Linked DNA regions of Homo sapiens: region 1 is linked to region 2. Evidence: read pairs that join two places in POLR2A ChIA-PET (ENCODE). Cell type or tissue: PC-9. All regions are shown on one strand.

The links. ChIA-PET counts read pairs that join two places held together with the same protein. Peaks named below come from ENCODE experiments on the same cell type or tissue, not always from the same donor. Only the 100,000 strongest peaks of a DNase experiment are listed, where the experiment ranks them.
Region 1: POLR2A ChIA-PET joins it to region 2 with 9 read pairs; 4 of 35 experiments call an interaction of 5 or more read pairs at or near these places.

Annotation. Positions count from the first base shown.
Region 1 is chr13:110,291,011-110,295,010 of GRCh38, forward strand. The region is part of intron 1 of COL4A1 (collagen type IV alpha 1 chain); the gene reads right to left. Among named protein-coding and RNA genes, the nearest start is that of COL4A1, 14 kb to the right of the region's middle. In PC-9, no CTCF peak of the experiment used is centred here; no DNase peak of the experiment used is centred here.
Region 2 is chr13:110,573,833-110,577,832 of GRCh38, forward strand. No RefSeq gene overlaps it. Among named protein-coding and RNA genes, the nearest start is that of RAB20, 14 kb to the left of the region's middle. In PC-9, no CTCF peak of the experiment used is centred here; a DNase peak (open chromatin) is centred at 1,909.

The DNA of each region.
Region 1 (4,000 bases), 280 kb before region 2:
ACAGGGCGGGTGGGGGGCTGTCCTGACCTGAATCACGTGCACAGACGTGAGTGTCCTGCCCGCCCCTCTCCTCAGGACACTTGCAGCTCCCACCTCACCTGTCCGAGAACACTGGGGCTTCCCCTCCTGACCTTAAGGTGTGTCGAGGACCTGGTGTCTAGAAAAAGTACACCGATGCCAAGTAGCCTGGCATCACATTAGCCACCCACTTGTCTCTTTGATCATCTTCACGTTTTGCACTAAATTCATCTAAACTCTTGATCTTGTCTTTTCATTTCTTCAGCATTTCTCAGCAACCAAGAATCTGCCATATTTTTCTGCAACTAGGAGGCAATGGCGAGGGAGCTTTAACCATGCCATCTCCTCACAGCTGGCTGTCCACAGAACTCATCTTCCATGTCGGGATGTGCTAGGGGTGCACGGGAGCGCCATTAGTAATTTCACCCAGGTCACAGCATGGACCTCGCTGGCCTGGGCAAATCAGACCACAAGTCAGCCCTCTCCCATCGCCTTCTCAGCCCTGCGAGGCTGGCCACGTGGCAGGGACTAGACTTGTCAGTTTCCTTATCACCCACCCCATGTCAAGTGCTGAAAATGCAATGGCCTTCACTAATTGTGCAGAGCCCTGACTGCCCCCAAGTACATCGCACCTTTTCATAAAAGTGTTCACAGAAACACCTCTCCTGTGACCAGACCCGGCTTCTTTAGTGGGTTATTTACTTCTTGTCTCCCTCTTCAAGAGCTCTGAGCTGGGTTCCTAGAGGGATCATAATCGCCAGTTCCACCATCTGCAGATGAACCAATCTAGATTCACCTTCAAATTTCCATTTTCTAGCATGACCTTGACAACCAATTAGTCAATCAAGAGACACACTTACTGAGCATAGATTCTACATGGCGATGCTCAGATACTGTGCCATCCCTGGAGGGGCATGGAGAAAGAAACCAAAATGCAGCTGAGAAGATGGGGTCTGCACACATGTCTTTCGAGAGATTCATGCCAAACATTTGATACAAACAATAAGATTAACATTCGCCAAAACTGTCTTTCCGACCGATTTTCCCACCACCCTCAGAAGTGCCTGCATCCTGCCTGCCGCTGAGAGCCAAAGCTTTGGAAGCATTGTCAAATTTAGCTCTATTCTTATCTACTGCCAAATTCAGGGTCTTCTTCCCTGGAAAATCTTTTTGACAGTTCTTACTATAAAAATCTGCTACCAAGGCCCTCTAGACCAGCAGTCTGTGGCATACATCTCTGAGAATGTGATAAAAGTTCCAGGCATTGTCTTCTTAAAAATGCACTTGTGCACAGATTCATAAAAATTTGCATATCATCTCAAGGGGTTCACGGGCCCCCCAAAAGAGGCCATGCTGTGGTCTAGACTGGACTATAGTTTCTTGACTCTCAACTTTTCATATATTTCCAATCTGGAGGTGGTTATTTTTGTTAGTCCATTCTCACACTGCTATAACTGCTATAAAGATACTCCTTGAGACTGGGTAATTTATAAAGTAAGGAGATTTAATTAACTGACAGTTCTACATAGCTGGAAGACCTCAGGAAACTTACAATCATGGTGGAAGGCAAAGGGGAGGCAAGGCATGTCTTACATGGTAGCAGGAGAGAGAGCGAAGGAGAAAGCACAATTTTTAAAACCATCAAATCTCATGAGAACTCACTCACTATCATGAGAACAGCATGGGGGAAACTGCCCCCATAATCTAATCATCTCCCACCAGGTCCCTCCCTCAACATGTAGGGAGGGACAGGAACTCAAAGGATGATGACTGGCAGGTAGGCAGATGGGATCAATGGGTCATCAAGTCAATTATCTCTATGTAAAGGGTCAGGAGAAACAGGATATGTCCAGGGTTCTCACTAGCATACAAAGGCAACTGCCAGGTAATCTGTGTCACTTAACAGCCAAAGATATCACGCCTCAAATTCATAAGTAGATTCTAGAATTGTGGGAAAATAAATTGGCTGTTATTTTTAAAAAATCTCAATTCCCACCTACACAACTTACCCAGAGCACCCCCTAAAAGTGCAGTCACTCTCTTTCAACTAGTGATAAATGCTGGATTCCATTCAAGGTCACCGTGCAGGAACACTTAGTCTACTCCCCAGTGCCACCGTTGGGGGCTGGAGGTTTAGCCCTCCCATGCAAATTAGCAAAGTCCCAAAGCTTAGGCAAACATGACCAAAGGTGTGTAGGACTGTGGCACCTAGAGAAGTGTTTCTGGACGTCTGCAGGCTGCCAAAGCTGGGGGCTCGCACCTGTGGCATTGCTCTGACCCAGGGAAGAGTCAGTAAAATGTTGTAGAGGTAGCGGCTGCTGCGTCTACCTAGAAGGCTATGAATGATAAGAAACTCAACCTAATTACTTCGCTTTGCCAACTATAGCTTTCAAGTTAATGCTACAGTTTCTCAAATGGCACAAGTGCACATCATATAGAACTAGAAAAAGTTGTATTAAAAATTTGACATTATCTTCTAGAAGTTACTGCCAATCATCTGACTTGAGATGGCAATTGACTCTGCTCAGAGATGGCAGATAGGCTCAGATACAGCAACCCAAACTCAGGCCTGCACTTTCGAACATGCTGTTTGAACATACTGGAAACACCAGCTGATCTTCCTCACTCTGACACTTTAAGAAGACAATTGCCAATTAAGGAATCAAATTAAGGACCATTTCTAGAATTATTTTCCACCAAAAAGGCTCTGTAACCTAGCACACTTCATCAGAGCTTTTCACATTATACCCTTTCCCTTATTAACAGCGTGTCACTGTTGCAGGATAATGTGGGACATGCACTGCCAATTGTCCAGGACAATTCGCCAACATATTTTGCCAAGAACTTTGACCTGCGTTTCCTTGTTTAAGCCTCTGAGTGTTCTCACAGCAATAGTTTTCATGTTTCTGATTCATTTATCCCTAACTCACAAATTAGGTTTCTTTTGCCCAGGAAACCTGGTAAGCCTTGGTCCTTGGAACCAGATTTTAATTTTGACTCTCAGAAAAGGCTCAAGTGCTCATTGTGACCAGAACTCCTCCAGGTTTGAGTAGGCGCTGAGCTGGAGGAGACGAGCCCCCAATTTCTTGGTGCTGCCATACATTGTGACAGTCTGTCCCTGAGGGTTGCCATTGTGCAGAGATGGTAGCACGACCACTCGGGTCCTGTGGAACTAGAGGTCTGAGGTGTGTCCCTGATGATTACAAGAGCATCTCTTTTCTCTGCCTGCCTCCAGCCCCTTCACACAGGGTCCGGCTGACATGGCCAAAGAGCAACACAATTTTAAGACAAAGGACAATATTCTTGCATCATTACAGTTGTGACACACAACATCCTCATCAAAGTGCCAAGAAATCTTGCACACTGGAGAAACACATTTGCTGTCCACAGCCTCCCTCCCATTCCTCCATCTGGTATTTCCACATCTGATGGTTTCATCCACTCTAAACCCAAGTGGTATTTCCCATGGCTAGCTGTACTTAATTCCCAGGGAAGAGAGAAGAGCTCTGCAAACCCATTTCCTACTGGAGAGATATTTCAAAATTTCCAAAAATTGGAACAACTCAATGTCTGTTAGTCTCATGAATGTACTTCTGAGACACAAAGTAGACACAATTTCCTATAAAGGACTCCAGTCTCTTCCTTACAACTATTTTAACAAAGTTGAATTTGGGAGGTTGAACCATCCCTAAAATAGCAGAGAGGGATATCCTTTTAAATAATTTCTAGTTCAGCATGATAAAAGGCAGAAATTGTTTGCTTCTCTGTATTCATCCCATAAATAAATGCTGAGGGCAGCAATTCTTTTCTGTTTGTCTCCAAGTCTAGAATAGTGCCTGGCACATAGTGGGTGTACAATAAATATTTCTTACATGAATGAATGAATATCATTCATTTTATAGGAAATGCACACATGGTCTACTTATGTAGTGTATATGTGTACATATGTTTATATGTATTTAAAATCTAATTTTGTGAAGTT
Region 2 (4,000 bases):
CTATGCGATGCACCGTATGTCATTTTCTAGAGTGGATCTAAAGTGCTGGAAGAAAAGAAACAAGAGTCACATCCACTTAAAAAGCCATATAAAAATTAAATTATGATATGTTCACAACACAAAAGAGTAAGGAAAGAAAATAAAGAACTAAATTTAGTTTCTTTAGAGATAAACACTAAAATGAAATGATAGCACAACTGTAATTGCAAATGAATTTTCATTAAATGGTAGGAAGACTAAATCAGCTAATAGTTCAGAAGCAAAGATGCCCTTTGTTATGGGTTAAATTGTGCCCGCCCCCCCAAAAAAAGATACTTTGAAATCCTACCCACCGTACTTCAGAGTGTGAACTTACTTGGAAATAAGGTTTTTACAGGGCAATCAAGTTAAAATGAGGTCATTAGGGTGGGCTTCAATCCAATAGGCGGGTGCCCTTATTAAAGGGAGGGATTTGGACACAGCCACACTGAGACGAAGATGCCATCTACCAGCCCCAGCACACTGGAGGTGCCGGGAGCGGAAGAGAGGCTGGACAGAGGCTCCCACGCAGCCTCAGGAGGAGCCAACGCTGCTGACACCTCAGACTTCTGTCCTCCAGGGCTGGGAGACAAGGCGTTGACATTGTTCTAAGCCACCCGATTGGTGGTACTGTGTTTCTGCAGCCTCTGAGAACTAACATACCTTTAAAGATCCAGAGGATTTAGTAAAGCATTGTGGCACATACTCAATGTGCACCAAAATTAGTCTTACCTGTTAAAAAAGCCAAAATCCCTCACTAACTGTACGTGGATTCTGAGAAGGCAATAGAAGAGCATATTCACAATGTGAAGTAAGACACATCAGAGTTAGGTTTGTTGCAGATTTTACAAATTTCAAGGACGCTAACCAATCAGCCACTGTAATTTTTCAATCAATTTTAGCAGAGGGGATCTACTCCCATCTCCTAGATAGAGCCACGCAGGTGTCACAGACTAGCTCACACGGCACAGAGACCCCCCCAAAATCTGCAGACAGGAACCACTCCTTAATTAAGATCTGAAGTGACTACTTACACATTAGGAAAAAAAAAAAAAAAAAGACCCAACAATAGCATTGGAAGATACATTCATCAGACCTAATCCTCACAATAGCCTTGGGAAGTAAGCTTTGTCCTCCAGCTTTACAGAAGAAACCGATCGTGAGAGGTGATGTCCCCCACCAAGTACACCAGGCAGGAGCCACAGAGCTGAGCCACGGTTCCCACAGGCTCCACGGGTCCAAGCTGCCCACCAGTACCTGGACAAGGACCCCAGCAGTCCAGAGAGGAAAGAGACAGCACAGTCCTTTATCTTTACTTCCTCAGTGGAATCACCAGGAATTGGTGTGCAAAATCATTCCACATTCTAAGGTGTGCAGTGTGGTTGTGCTGCACACATCCGTGTATTTTCAGATGGCTACAGTGCACTCAGCAAATCCATTATGCTGGACTTAGGGGCATTTTTTCTACTTTTGAGCAAAAAGTGTATCTGGCTTCAACATGACTCAAAACCAGAATTTGAAGCAATGTATCTGCTGCTACTAAATTTAAATCTGCTGCTGCTCTTCACAACCTGCAGGAGAAGGAACGCATTTCTTCGCTGGACAGGATGCCTTCCCCAGGGGCTACCATCTGCCCTTCCAGCCTCTCCCTGACACACATGGAACTTCTGGGTGGCTCCCAAACGCAGGCTGACGTCACCAGATGCTGATTCTGATCCTCACCCTTCCACCCCCCATGTCAGCCCTGACCTCAGAGCCTTGTTGCCCAGCAAGCCACTTCATTCTGTGCAGCCTCTGGGGAAGCTCCGTGGTGACCTCCGCTGGCAGGATCATCTGGCCCTGGCTCCTTTTTCATCCTTCATTGGTTAGCAGGTCAGTTTCTCCCGCTGGATGGAGAACTTCTGCAGAGACGGCCAAGCTGAGCCCTCCCCTCACCGCAGGGAAGAGCTGAGTCAGATGAGAGCAGGGAGGCCAATGTCACTTCCCCAATGTCACCAAACGTCAAATAGAAAAGTTCACCTGGAAGGAAGCAGTGGGGACAAAACCACCACAGGGCGACTTGTGGGCTCACAGACAGAGGCCCCGCTTCCCCAACACAACCACCTCTCTCCTTCCCTCCCTCCCACACACCCCAGAGGTCATCACAGCAGCTGGGCGTCCCGCAGCCCATTTGTCCATCCCCCACCCGCTCTGGGGGACCTGCTCCTACACAGCAGACCCTGAAACCAACATCACCTGCGACTTCGTCGTGGCCCAATCTCGCAGTCGCTTTAGCCTTTCAATCTACTTGTCTTGCACCCTGTTCCCCACTTCCTTCTTTTTGAAAATCGATCCTGGACCTTCCCAACCCACCTGACCACAGGGCCCTTTACCTCCCCAGGGATCTCCCTTTGATCAAGTGGGTTTGCTCTTTAAATAAACTCCACAAACACCTGCCAGGTGCCTTGCCAGTTTTCATCTCTGTGCTGGTTACGTAGAAAATTGTCCACATTTCCCCCAGTGATTCAGGAGGCTGAAGGGGGAGAATCACTTGAAACTAGCCTGGGCAACATAGCAAGATGCAGTCTTCACAAAAAATGTAAAAACTAGCCAGGCATGGGAGCATCTGCCTGTGGTCCCAGCTACTCCAGAGGCTGAGGCAGGAGGGTCACTTGAGCCCTTGAGTTTGAGGCTGCAGTGAGCCAAGAACACACCACTGCGATGTTGTGATCTCGGCTCACTGCAACCTCTGCCTCCTGGGTTCAAGCAATTCTCTTGCCTCAGCCTCCCAAGTAGCTGGGACTACAGGCGTGCACCACCACGCCCAGCTAATTTTTTTGTATTTTTAGTAGAGACTGGGTTTCACCATGTTGGTCAGGCTGGTCTTGAACTTTTGACCTCATGTGATCCTCCCACCTCAGCCTCCCAAAGTGCTGGGATTACAGGTATGAGCCACCATGCACAGCCAATAAAAAATTTTTTAAATAAATAGATTTTTTTAGCAGTTTTAGGTGTGCAAAAACGAGTGGAAAATACAGCGTTCCCATGCCCCGCTCACACTCCCTCTGTTCCGGTTTTCCCTATGACTAACAGCTTGGCATTCGTGTGGTACAGTTGTTACAATGGAGGAGTCAATATTGCATTAGTATTGGCACAAGTATTACAATGGAAGCATTGATATTGATACATAATTATTAACTAAAGTCCACAGTTTAAGTTAGGGTTCATTCTTCATGTTGTACCTTCTATGAGTTTGGACAAATGTATAATGACATGTATCCACCATTATAGTCTCACCCAAGATAGTTTGGTTTTTTCTTTTCTTTTTTTCCTTTTTTTTTTTCTTTCAAGGCAGAGTCTCACTCTGCTGCACAGGCTGAAGTGCAGTGGTGACATCTCGGCTCACTGCAATCTCTGCCTCCTGGGCTCAAGCGATCCTCCCACCTCAGCTGCCCAAGTAGCTAGGACCAGAGGCATGTGCCACCACACCTGGCTAATTTTTTTTTTTTTTTTTAGACAGAGTCTCACTCTGTCACCAGGCTGCAGTGCAGTGTCACGATCTTGGCTCACTGCAACCTCTGCCTCCTGGGTTCAAGTAATTCTCTTGCGTCAGCCTCCCGAGTAGCTGGGACTACAGGCGTGTGCCATCACACCCAGCTAATTTTTGCATTTTTAGTAGAGACCGGTTTCACCATGTTGGCCCAGATGGCCTCGATCTCCTGACCTCGTGATCCAACTACCTCGGCTTCCCAAAGTGCTGGGATTACAGGTGTGAGCCATCACACCCAACCAATTTTTTTTGTTTCTTGTAGACATGGGGCTTCTGTGTTGTCCAGGCTGGTCTCAAACTCCTGAGCTCAAGCGATCCAACTGCCTCGACTTCCCAAAGTACTGGGATTACAGGCATGAGCCACCAGACCCGGCCCTCATGAAGGATAGTTTGACTGCTCTAAAAATCCTCTGTGCTCTTCCTATCCATCCTTCCCTCCCCCAACCCCTGGCA